3 separate regions of the Homo sapiens genome follow, and all the other regions are linked to region 1. A link is a contact called in ENCODE Hi-C or POLR2A ChIA-PET data. All regions are on one chromosome and are shown on one strand. The core of a region is the stretch at or near the end of the contact, and the rest is flanking DNA. Distances in the headings are between cores, read along the strand shown.

What was found. Hi-C counts contacts between places; a loop is a spot of excess contacts on that map. ChIA-PET counts read pairs that join two places held with the same protein, here RNA polymerase II (POLR2A). Pooled maps may share reads with other maps.
Region 2: a map of CD8-positive, alpha-beta T cell shows a loop between it and region 1 (7-fold over the local background). The contact joins the enhancer-like site here to the promoter of RRAGC in region 1. A Hi-C loop is called at or near these places in 3 of 168 maps with a recorded cell type or tissue (CD4-positive, alpha-beta T cell, CD8-positive, alpha-beta T cell and naive thymus-derived CD4-positive, alpha-beta T cell), 3 of 37 single-sample maps with no recorded cell type and 11 of 50 pooled maps. POLR2A ChIA-PET finds 5 or more read pairs at or near these places in 1 of 52 experiments (K562).
Region 3: a loop to region 1 is called in a map of B cell, with 13 times the contacts of the local background. The contact joins the enhancer-like site here to the promoter of RRAGC in region 1. A Hi-C loop is called at or near these places in 3 of 168 maps with a recorded cell type or tissue (B cell, CD8-positive, alpha-beta T cell and naive thymus-derived CD4-positive, alpha-beta T cell), 2 of 37 single-sample maps with no recorded cell type and 9 of 50 pooled maps. POLR2A ChIA-PET finds 5 or more read pairs at or near these places in 3 of 52 experiments (GM12878, T-cell and endothelial cell of umbilical vein).

Annotation. Positions count from the first base shown.
Region 1 is chr1:38,858,169-38,862,079 of GRCh38, forward strand. It overlaps RRAGC (Ras related GTP binding C), which reads right to left and starts at 1,604. Exons shown (of 7, transcript NM_022157.4): 1 at 1,242-1,604. The coding sequence starts at 1,478. It overlaps RRAGC-DT (RRAGC divergent transcript), which reads left to right and starts at 1,725. Exons shown (of 2, transcript NR_186075.1): 1 at 1,725-2,071. RefSeq lists a silencer at 1,134-1,893 and an enhancer at 1,529-1,823.
Region 2 is chr1:39,404,306-39,408,198 of GRCh38, forward strand. All of the region lies in intron 58 of MACF1 (microtubule actin crosslinking factor 1), which reads left to right. Among named protein-coding and RNA genes, the nearest start is that of BMP8A, 85 kb to the right of the region's middle. Within about 2 kb of position 1,251, at least 3 of the 41 ENCODE cell types and tissues checked have a DNase peak (open chromatin) inside an H3K27ac peak, as active enhancers do.
Region 3 is chr1:37,923,796-37,927,709 of GRCh38, forward strand. The region is part of intron 7 of INPP5B (inositol polyphosphate-5-phosphatase B); the gene reads right to left. Among named protein-coding and RNA genes, the nearest start is that of INPP5B, 21 kb to the right of the region's middle. RefSeq lists an enhancer at 2,368-2,607. Within about 2 kb of position 2,225, at least 5 of the 41 ENCODE cell types and tissues checked have a DNase peak (open chromatin) inside an H3K27ac peak, as active enhancers do; they include B cell, CD8-positive, alpha-beta T cell and GM12878, where a contact is called at or near this core.

The DNA of each region.
Region 1 (3,911 bases), core at 354-2,853:
AACACAGTACTCCAGCAAACCTGGAAGAACGCTGCTTTTTAAAAAGATCCCATCTACAAAATATCACAGATTCAGAAAGAAAAAAAAATCACAGATTTATTTTGGATAGGCCTTTGCAACAGAGTGGAGAGGTGAAAAGACCAGGTGCCTGCTGATACTAGTTTTATTACCAGCTCACTCCGCGTATAATGGGTTTGGCTGATGGAGGAAGTCAACCTTGCCTCTATTTAACCCTCACTAAACAGTGTAGGCCAGCGTGGTGACTCACACCTGTAATCCCAGCACTTTGGGAGGCCAAGGCGGATGATCACTTGAGGTCAGCAGTTCGAGATGACCCTGGCCAACATGGTGAAACCCCGTCTCTACTAAAAATACAATAATTAGCCGGGCGTGGTGGCGCGCGCCTGTAATCCCAGCTATTCGGGAGGCTGAGGCGGGAGAATTACTTGAACCAGGGAGGTGGAGGTTGCAGTGAGCCGAGATTGCACCACTGCATTCTCCAGCCTGGGCGACAGAGCGAGAGACTCCGTCTCAAAAACATAAACAAACAAACGTGTACAGCCCTCCATTTGTTCATGAAGGCCCAAAAGTGAAAACAAACAGACTAGGTCTGCAAAATATTCTCAAAGTCTCAGATTTTTAAAAACACACCCCTACAGGGGGAACAGCACCAGTAATTACATTCACCAGGCCACAACTACTGAAATGGGTGCAATCTCACTACCCAATTCCCAGTAATGCTACAGCGAAGTCTCCTTCACATCAGTAGCGAGAATTACAACGCCCAGTGTCTTAGTCACAACTCTTCCTGACGCTGCTCCCTGGGGCTCTGCTGGGAATCCCGAAACACTCAGGTCACCTGAAGTGAGAACAAATCAAAACGGGCCAGGGGAGGGAGTCCACGAAGTTCTCCAAGTGAGAACTGGAGAGTACGTCTCAGTTTCGTAAATGACACAGGAGCTGGGTCCCAGGGGGCGGAGGTCTTGGGCGGTGCCACCGGGCACCTGCCTCCCGGCAACCAGTTTCGCCTTCAGCGCTCCACTTGGCTTCAGCTGACTTGGGCGTGGACACAGAGGTCGGGGTCCCCGCGCGGGCCGCGCCTGTGCGCTCGCAAGAGTGGAAGAGAAAGTGCGGAGGGACGGAGCGCAGGCGGGCCCCGGCCGCCGCCCTCCCGGGCGTCCCCGCTACCGGCCACCTGAGAACCGGGGAGGGGGCGGGGGACTGGGCGCAGCCCTGCTCACCTTCTGGATGGAGGACTTGCCGCTGCGCCGGAGTCCCATGAGCAGAATCCTCGGCTTGGAGCTGTCAGCGCCCCCCGGACCACAGCCACCGCCTGCCCCTGCCCCAACCCCTCCGCCCGCCGCCGCCGCCTCCTCTTCCTCCTCCTCCACGCCGTAGCCGAAGTCCTTTGGAAACGAATCGGCCGCGCCGTAACTGCCGGCGAGGGGCGTCTCCTCCGCCCCGTACTGCAGGGACATGGTGCTGGAGCCGCCGCCGCCCGCGCCCTGACAGGCCAGGCCAGGCCGAGCCAGGCCGCCGCCTCCCCAGTCCGCCTCCGCCGCCGCCGCCACCACCGCCACCGCCCCCGGCAGCCGCCACAGTCCGGCCCGCCCCCCGGAGCCCGGCTCTCATAGGCCCCGAGCCGAAGCCCAGCCGCTTATTGGCCGCCCGAGCTGCTACTCGAGAGCAGCAGGGTAGGTGGTGCCCCGTCACGTGCCGGAATCACCTGACTCAGAGCCGCGGAGGGGGGAGGAGGAGTCACGAGGAGGGCGGCCCGGCCGCGCCTCTAGCCCCGGCTCGGGCCCTCAGCCCTCCGCCCCGGCCCGCATACAACGCTGTCTGCACCGCTCCCCTGCCTTCTTCCGGGCTCCCAGAGCACCGCTATGGAGATGCTCTCCCGGCATTTGAGGAAGAATTGATTGTCCTCATCCTGCAACTGTACTTGCCCAACCGATATTTATTGATGCCTGCAGTGTCCTGGGTGCCTACCAAGGGGCACAGAACTGGATCCGACGCAGACCCTGCCTGCCTTCAGGTTGCTTGAAGATGAACAGAGAGATCGGACCTCTGCGTAAGTAACCTCGCTACGAAATATTATGTGGGAAGGTCACGGATAAATAATGCTCGGGAGTTGAATGAGAAAGCGTCTGAGCAGATCTAGGTGGATGGATAGATTGGGATGTGCAAAGGTATGGGGGAGCCAGCCACACTGAGGGCAAACCTCAACCAAGGCAGAGTCATGGGTCACCGTGATAGTTTGTTCTAGCAGGTAGCTGGACCCTGATGGGAAAGCAGATGCAGCCAAGCTAGAACATCTTATCTTCTTTCTTCAGTAAGTCGCCGATAGTGGATACTGCTGCCACTTCAAACCCAACGGGACTCAATTTGCCCTCCTTCCCGCCTTGTCAAAGTCTACTCTAGGAATTCCATCCCCCATAGAACACTGCCTCTTCTATGACCTCGTTCAGATTAGAGACCAAAGTATTGAATAATGAAAGCAAACAAAAGCAAATGCTTGTCACCAAATATGTCCGAGAAATCTAGAGGAATTTTTATTTTTGATAATCAGGCTCTAGAACTGGAAGTTTGAGAAGAGGATCCTCTTAAAGCACAGCCCTATACACTTTTTAAAGTACAGGAGTGGGGGTGCTCCCAGCCCTCCAAGGAGACTGACTTCTTGATTATGAAGGAAAAATTCGCACATGCGGGCAGGTCTGGGACTTTGGTTTTGTCTGAACCCAGAAGTTAGAGGTAGGATACACCCTTAGAGGTCATCTAGCCCAACCTCTCACCTAAAACGAACCAACTCTATAGTGTCTAATAGACATGCAGAATGCACTTAAATAGTTCGAAGGTAAAAGAGCTCACCATCTCGAAAGGCAGCCAACTCCACTGTGGTAAACCTTTGTTTAAAAATTGTTAAAGCCGGCCGCGCGGTGGCTCACGCTTGTAATCCCAGCACTTTGGGAGGCAGAGGCGGGCGGATCATGAGGTCAGGAGATCGAGACCATCCTGGCTAACATGGTGAAACCCCATCTCTACTTAAAAAAATACAAAAAATTAGCCGGGCGTGGTGGCGGGCGCCTGTAGTCCCAGCTACTCGGGAGGCTGAGGCAGGAGAATGGCTTGAACCCAGGAGGCGGAGCTTGCAGTGAGCCGAGATCGCGCCACCGCACTCCAGCCTTGGCGACAGAGCGAGACTCCGTCTCAAAAAAAAAAAAAAGTCTTAAAGCCAAACCACACTCCCTGAAGCCTATAATAGAATAAAATAGGAATAGTCTTCACCTTTTTCATGACAGCCCTTCAAATACCAGATTGCAGTATTCATTACCCACTAAGTCTTCTCTGTTCCTTGCTGAACATCCTCAGTTTCAACCATTCCTATCGTGCTGTTCAATACAACTGATATACATGATAGACATGTTCTTTATCTGCACTGTCAAACATGTAGCCGCTAGTCCTATGAGGAATAAGCACTTGAATTGTTGCTAGTGTAACTGAGGAATTTTTTTTTTTTTTTTTTTTTTTTTTTTTGAGATGGAGTCTCGCTCTGTCGCCAGGCTGGAGTGCAGTGGCGCGATCTCAGCTCACTGCAACCTCTACCTCCCGGGTTCAAGCGATTCTCCTGCCTCAGCCTCCTGAGTAGCTGGGACTACAGGTGCCCACCACCACACCCGGCTAATTTTTTTATTTTTAGTACAGACGGGGTTCCACCATGTTGGCCAGGATGGTTTCTATCTCTTGACCTCAAGATCCACCCTCCATGGCCTCCCAAAATGCTGAGATTACAGGTGTGAGCCACGGCACCCCACCAGGAACTTAAATTTTTAACTGCCACTTGCAGCTAGTGTGTACCAAATCGGAGAGCCCAGCCTTATATATTCAAATCCTCTATTGGTCACTCTTTATAT
Region 2 (3,893 bases), core at 1-2,500, 550 kb after region 1:
ACTAAAAATACAAAAATTAGCTGGGCATGGTGGTGCACACCTGTCATCCCAGCTACTTGGGAGGCTGAGGCAGGAGAATCACTTAAACCTGGGAGGTGGAGGTTGCAGTGAACCGAGATCGTGTCACTGCACCCCAGCCTGGGTGACAATGTGAGACCCTGTCTGGAAAAAAAAAAAAATTAACAACAACAACAAAAAAATTTGGAGACAGGATCTCACTCTGTCGCCAGGCTAGAGTGCAATGACACAATTACAGCTCATTGTAACCTTGAACTCCTGGGCTGAACGATTTTCTCAGCTCAACCTCCCAAGTAGCTAGGACTACAGATGCACATGCCTGGCCAATTTTTTAACTTTTTGTAGAGACGAGTGTCTTGCAATGTTGCTTCGGCTAGTCTTGAACTCCTGGCCTCAAGGGATACCCCTGCCTCAGCTTCTCAAAGTATTGGAATTACAGGTGTGAGCCATTGAGCCCAGCCAGAATTTGCTTCTTTAGAGTCCTGCCTTCAGCTCTCTACTTAGAAATATTTGTCTTTGCCATCTCTGTATATCTGAAATCCTAATGAGTAAATGTGATTCCCTCCATAAAGCCTTCTCTGATACCTCCTGCCTTCCTTCTTCCCACCCTTCTGTCAGGTCTTTTCTAACTTGCAAAGCCCCATGATTTTGTCATCACCATGGTTTTGGTGACCATTAGTCTAAAAAGAGGGATTAATACACTGTCTTTTGGAAAGTCTACAGGCAGGAAAGGGCTTACAGGGGTCATGAGAGTTCCTGCAGAGTGTGTGGAAAGTTTTCTCATGGGTTCACGAGTACATGAGAGCTCAAATAGCATCAAAATCCTTAGTATCCCACTTAAAGCAAACTTCGTGTCATGCTATGTTGCTTTATGAGCCACTCCGTAGCCATGTTTATAATAATAAAAGTACCAAAGGATGGCAGTGACTGATGCCCAACAGGTACAGACTAATACTGTGGAGTTTCTACTTGCTACTAAATAATGCTTGTAAAATCTAAAGATCCTAAGATGAAAGGCATTGTGTAGATTTAAAATGAGCAAGATCCAACCAGTCCTCTGTATCCTCTTCTACTCAGAATTAGTCTTCCAAGAGAGAGCACCCATCAAGGTGGGTGATAAGGCATCATAGAATCTAGGGAAGTGTGAATCTGGGGTCTCCAGATTGTCCCAGAGGGCTGGCATTTTAGGTCTGGAGCAGACAAGGGCAGGATGCCAGGTCCAAAACTTGGAAAGGGAGCTATGTTAGGGTGTGAGGAGACTCCACCCGGCTGTCTTTCATTAGGAAGACTGCAGGAAGGAGCTGGAAGGGCCAGGATTTTTCTTTCTTCTAAGTTCACTGAAGGAAAATCTAACACCAAATTCTGTACTTGGGAATTTCAAAATGAGTAGAGAATTCTTTGAACTCTGTAATCAATTAACCGGAAACTCATTTGAAATTTGGCTTCAGTGCATATGTTTGTGGTTACAGGGGTGGGGGAAATATCTGAAGAGGGTCTCTGGAGCTCCCTGTATTTCTCTTTTAAAAAGTTTATACACAGCATGTGAAATGAACAGATGCTTTTTTTTTTTTGTAGCTATCAGGGCAACAAGAGGTGGAAAGCTGTATCAGGTATTTATTTCAGTCCCTGAGATGGCTATTGGCAGAGTTTCACATACCTAAACTAAGGAGAAACTCATGAACAGATAAAAATTAAGACATGGAGGAGAACTTGTGCTTCCTCTCTTGATTTATTTCTAAACACATACTGATGATTTTTTAAAAAGAGCAAAGCACTCAGAAAGTATTCTTTGGCTTTGGGTTCTGGGGTTTTTTTGGAGGTGCGGTGGGAGGATTAGATTACTATATGTAATTTCTCTTTAGGTTGTATTTAAATTTGTTTTCCTAACACCCTAATTAGAGAGAGTGTGACTGCAGATAATAAGTAATTCGAATCTGAATTTCATAGTCGTAGGAATGCTCCATTTATTTATTTATATGGATCACTGATGAGAGTAGTAAGAATATTGGTAGATAGACATGGGAGGGAATTATTTAAGAAAAGTCTGGATTGGTTGATACCTGACTTGGTGAGGAAACAGTAAAGGAATTTCTGTTCATGAAGTTTGTGATTCCACATCAAGATAATTCTTTATGGCTGGGAACAGTAGCTACGCCTGTAATCCCAGCACTTTGGGAGGCTGAGGTGAGTGGATCACCTGAGGTCAGGTCACCAGCCTGGCCAACAAGGGGTGAAACCCATCTCTACTAAAAATACAAAAAATTAACTGGGTGCGGTGGCGCATGCCTGTAATCCCAGCTATTGGGGAGGCTGAGGCAGGAGAATCGCTTGAACCCAGGAGGCAAAGATTGCAGTGAGCCAAGATTGCGCCACTGCACTCCAGTCTAGGCGACAGAGTGAGACAGAGTCTCACTCAAAAAAAAAAAAAAAAAAAACATTCTTTATAATAGAATAACCACCCATGTTTCATCCAGAGCCAGAATTCCTCAGATTCTTCCAACCAGAGGGGCCCTGGCATGCTAAACAGTCTGTTATGATATCTGAACACTTAAGTGAATGTATTTGGCCAGGGATATTTGCTAGTAAAATTGATCTTTCCTTCCCTGAGTTTTTCCAGTTGTGCTGAATAATTAAAGGAAAATTAAAACCTGGATTCCCTAAACTGTTAAGTATCAGATCTGTAAGCTGTCAGTCCTTAGGATTACAGTGTATCAGAGTTAGAAAGGACTTTAAAATTCATCTGAACAAACTGCAGAAGATTTGTAAATCTGTTTTCCCAAATCTCTGCCAAGTGATTGCTTGAATTTCTGCTCAAACACCTCCAGGGTCAGGAAAGTCACCAGTTTAGGGGACACTCTATTCTTTGAATAGCTGTGAGAAGCTCTTTGTTGGTTTTAAATCTCACATCTTAGTGTGCCAGCTTAAGGAGATACCCAGAACAAGTTTCCTTCCTCCCACGTCTCAGCCCTTCAGATACTTCATGCTAATTACATCTCCTAGAACTTTCTCTAGGTCAGACATTATTGGGTCTTGCACTGTTTGTTCTTCATAGGACAGGGTTTCTAGTGTCTTGGCAGTATACGACCAAGAGGACACAGGATTCTGGGGCAGTGCCTTTAAAAGTTTTAGAACTAAAAAATATTAAAACTAGAAAGGGTGTCAAGACACAACCTAGTCGGCCTCCCCACCCCTTTCAGTTTACAGATGGGCAGAGTCTTTTGGATTTGAGTGGGTAGAATTGATCAGCAGCCGTTGTTGAAGTGAGAAATGAAGTGTAAAGCATTTTACCAGAGAAAGGTCTTTTAGTTGCCTAATTCCGATTACAGGCTTCAGCGCACTTCTCATTTTTGCCAAGGACCAGTCTGATTCCCTAAGTAAGCCTAAGGCTCAGCTCAAGGTTTCAGTGCCAGATCTTCATACACCAGGTGTTGGTTTCACTTACTGTTTGTGTAAAGGATAGAAATAACTTTTCCATAAGTTTTGCGGTATATATTGACCACATGGTCCGACAGAGATTCCGAATTTTAATAGATGTTTTTTTCCTTCATAAAATCAGAGAATGGCCATCACAAATAGAACAGAGTATTGGACCCGTTCAGAGATGCAGCTGCCTCTGGTGGACAGTTTCCTGGGTTGCCCTTTGTACTTTCTTTGTTTAACAGTCACCAGGTGACCAAGTGGCTTTTCTAAAAGCCAAAGGCCGTGGACGACGGGATTGTGAGCGACTTTTCTCTAGTGTTTTCTATTTGAGATTTGAAATACCCATGCTTTTCATCTGGTCCAAGGAGGCTCAGGTTTCCTTGGCTGTGCGCAACTATAAAGGACCCAGGTGTTTGGTCGTAGGGCTCAGCTGTTGGCATCCCCACCTCCCCCAA
Region 3 (3,914 bases), core at 975-3,474, 930 kb before region 1:
GATGGAGTCTCGCTGTGTCGCCCAGGCTGGAGTGCAGTGGCGTGATCTCTGCTCACTGCAACCTCTGCCTCCAGGGTTCAAGTGATTCTTCTGTCTCAGCTTCCCAAGTGGCACGCAGATTACAGACGCAAGCCACCACACCTGGCTAATTTTTGTATTTTTAGTAAAGACAGGTTTTCACCATGTTGGCCAGGCTGGTCTCAAACTCCTGACCTCAGGTGATCCACCTGCCTCAGCCTCCCAAAGTGCTGAGATTACAGGCCTGAGCCACTGTGCCCAGCCAATGCAGTTCTTATCAGGAAGAAATCCCCCTAGGATAGACCCTGAAGACAGCAGCCAGGTTCTCAGTTCTCAGAGGTGAGCATTTACCATTTCTTTTTCTTTTTTTTTTTTGAGACAGAGTCTCGCTCTTGCCCAGGCTGGAGTGCAGTGGCGTGATCTCGGCTCACTGCAACCTCCACCTCTGGGGTTCAAGCGATTCTCGTACCTCAGCCTCTTGACTAGCTGGGACTACAGGCATGTGCCACCCTGCCGGGCTAATTTTTGTATTTTTAGTAGAAACAGGGTTTCGCCATGTTGACCAGGCTGATCTCAAACTCCTGGCCTCAAGTGACCCGCCCACCTCAGCCTCCCAAAGTGCTGGGATTACAGGCATGAGCCACCGCTGCTGGCCAGCATTTCCCATTTCTAATTGTATTTCCCAAATGAAAGCACGTCTAAATAATTAGCATTGCTTAAGTCCTGTGTGACTTTCCAGGAGGCAAACATTCACTCCCATTTTAAAGACATAAGAGGAAAGTTGAGACACACGTTTAATATCGTACAAAGAGGTCAAGCGCGGTGGCTCATGCCTGTAATCCCAGCACTTTGGGAGGCAGAGGCGGGAAGATCACTTGAGGTCAGGAGTTTGAGACCGGCCTGGGCAACACAGGGAGATCTCGTCTCTAAAAACAAAAAGAGGCTGCGCATGGTGGCTCACACCTGTAATGCCAGCACTTTGGGAGGCCAAGGCAGGCTGAATCACTTGAGGTCAGGAGTTCAAGACCAGCCTGGCCAACATGGTGAAACCCTGTCTCTACTAAAAATATAAAAATTAGTCCAGGCATGATGGCTCACGCCTATAATCCCAGCACTTTGGGAGGCCAAGGTGGGCAGATCACCTGAAATCAGGAGTTCAAGATCAGCCTGGCCAACATGTTGAAACCCCGTCTTTACTGAAAATACAAAGAGTAGCCAGACATGTTAGCACATGCCTGTAATCTCAGCTACTTGGGAGGCTGAGGCAGGAGAACTGCTTAAACCCAGGAGGTGGAGGCTGCAGTGAGCAGAGATCACACCACTGCACTCCAGCCTGGGTGACAGAGTGAGACTCCGTCTCAAAAAAATAAAATAAAATAAAAATAAAAATAAATAAAAACAAAAAGAGAAAGTAATAGTGCACCAAGGAACCATGAAGAAAAGAAAAAGAAAAATGTCCAGGCCTCTTGACATCCACTTTGTTTAAATTCTCATCATTGGCATTCCAAGAAAGAAAGTCTCTTCTCATTCATATTTGCTAGCTTCAGTTCATGTATGGATCACCAATAACAAAACTGTTAGAGCGTAATTTATTTTATATATTTATCTATTTAAATTTAGAGATATCACTATGTTGCCCAGGCTGGTCTGGAACTCCTCAAGCAAGACTCCTGCCTCAGCCTCCGAGTAGCTGGGACTACAGGTGCGCACCACTGTGCCGGGCTAACAGTATATTTTAAGTAGCAAAGAAAAACATGCAAGTCAGCTAGCATCTATCCTCCAACAGTACAGTATCTTTCCTCTAATAAATATATTGATGCCTCCCTCTTCCTGAACTGTCCCTCCCTGAGGATTTTTCTGTTCAAAGCTCCACTTCTAACTGAGTGTTTGTGGGTCACCTCACTTGCTCTCAACAATAACTGCAGAATTCCAAAACAAACTGTTTTCAGAAGAAAAAAAGAATCTTTAGGGGGTTCTCTTGTACTAGAAACATAAAACTGGATTAAATGGCCCAAAGAAGGAAAATGGAGAGGGGAACAACAAAAGGAAGAAGAAAAACGAATACAGTTCTCTTTTGTTTAAGGAAACAAAGTGACTTAAAATAAGTTACTTAGGAGCCTGCAGAGCTTCCCACAACGGTGGAAATGATGGGCAATATTTGTTCTCTAAGATAAACAAAAGCAAATTTATTTTCTCCATGCTAAAAGGATATGTTGGTCACACAAGTTTTACCTATTAGTACTGACAAAACAAGATGAAAGAGAGAGTGAGAGAGAAAACCACCCCGGGGGCTATTTTGCTAACATGCTCTCTGGCTTCTACTCTGGTAAACTAGGTTACCCTTTATGTTACCCTGAGATATAAATAGCATTCATTTCCTTTCACTGGCATGACAGACTTTAATACTTTGTTTCCTGGGTCCAGAAGAAAAAATACTTAAACACATCCCCTTGTAAATTTGAGTTACTACAAAGCTGGTTCATTTCTTTTTTTTTTTGAGACGGAGTCTCACTGTCGTCAGGCTGGCATGCAGTGGCGTGATCTCAGCCCACTGCAACCTCCGCCTCCCAGGTTCAAGTGATTGCTTCAGCCTCTCAAGTAGCTGGGATACAGGCGCACGCCACCACGCCCAGCTAATTTTTTATATTTTAGTAGAGATGGGGTTTCACCACGTTGGCCAGGATGGTCTTGAACTCCTGACCTTGTGATCCGCCCACCTCGGCCTCTGAAAGTGCTGGGATTACAGGCTTGAGCCACCACACCCGGCGAAGCTGGCTCATTTCTAATCAACTTTGGATTAAAAAAAAACAAAATGTATTTGCTATTACTGCTTTGTTAAAATAGCCCAGAATGGCCCCTGTGGGACTTCTGAGTAGCCATTTCCTTTTTAGTGCATAGTTCAAAACCCTCCAGAACACAGCTCCAGGTTTTGCATGTACCCAGGATGCAATGCAGGTGAACATTTTACAGACTGACTTGGATAAGTACTGGGCCCTGTACAGGATCCTCAATGGGGTTTTCTGAATAAGAGCAACTTCAGTTGCTAGATGGAAATAATGAGGTATTTCTCCCAAATCAGACTTCACTCTTTTTAAGGAAAGAAAAAGCTGCAAAAGGAAGTTAACAGCATCCCTGGTCATCTAGTGGTTAGGAAGAAAAAAAAAGAAAAGAAAAAAGATGTTAAGAACAGTGAGGCCAGGCGCGGTGGCTCACGCCTGTAATCTCAGCACTTTGGGAGGCCCAGGCGGGCAGATCACAAGGTCAGGAGATGGAGACCATCCTGGCCAACAAGGTGAAACACCATCCCTACTAAAAATACAAAAATTAGCTGGGTGTGGTGGCGTGCAGGTGCATGTATGTAGTCCCAGCTACTAGAGAGGCTAAGGCAGGAGAATTACTTGAACCCGGGAGGTGGAAGTTGCAGTGAGCCAAGATCGTGCCACTGCACTCCTAGCCTGGTGACACAGCAAGACTCCGTCTCAAAAAAAAAAAGGAGCAGTTAAATAAGTGCAGGAGCAGAAAGACTCCTACCAATCTACCGATTCAACTACCAATCTAAAGTCAGTGCAAGCTGGGCTTGGCAAGAGAATCACGTGAACAAGCTGCCACTCAACCAAAAGCATTACCTGACTTCAACACCACAAGTTACCTCCTAGACACTGGTCTGAACCTGAAGACGTGGATTCCAGTCTGAAACTAGCTCCATTTCATTTTTCTTTTTCTTTCTTTTTTTTTTTTTTTGAGACAGAGTCTCGCTCTGTCACCAAGGCTGGAGTCCAGTGGCGCAATCTCAGCTCACTGCAAGCTCTGCCTCCCAAGTTCACGCCATTCTCCTGCCTCAGCCTCCCGAGTAGCTGGGACTACAGGCGCCCACCACCATGCCCGGCTAATTTTTT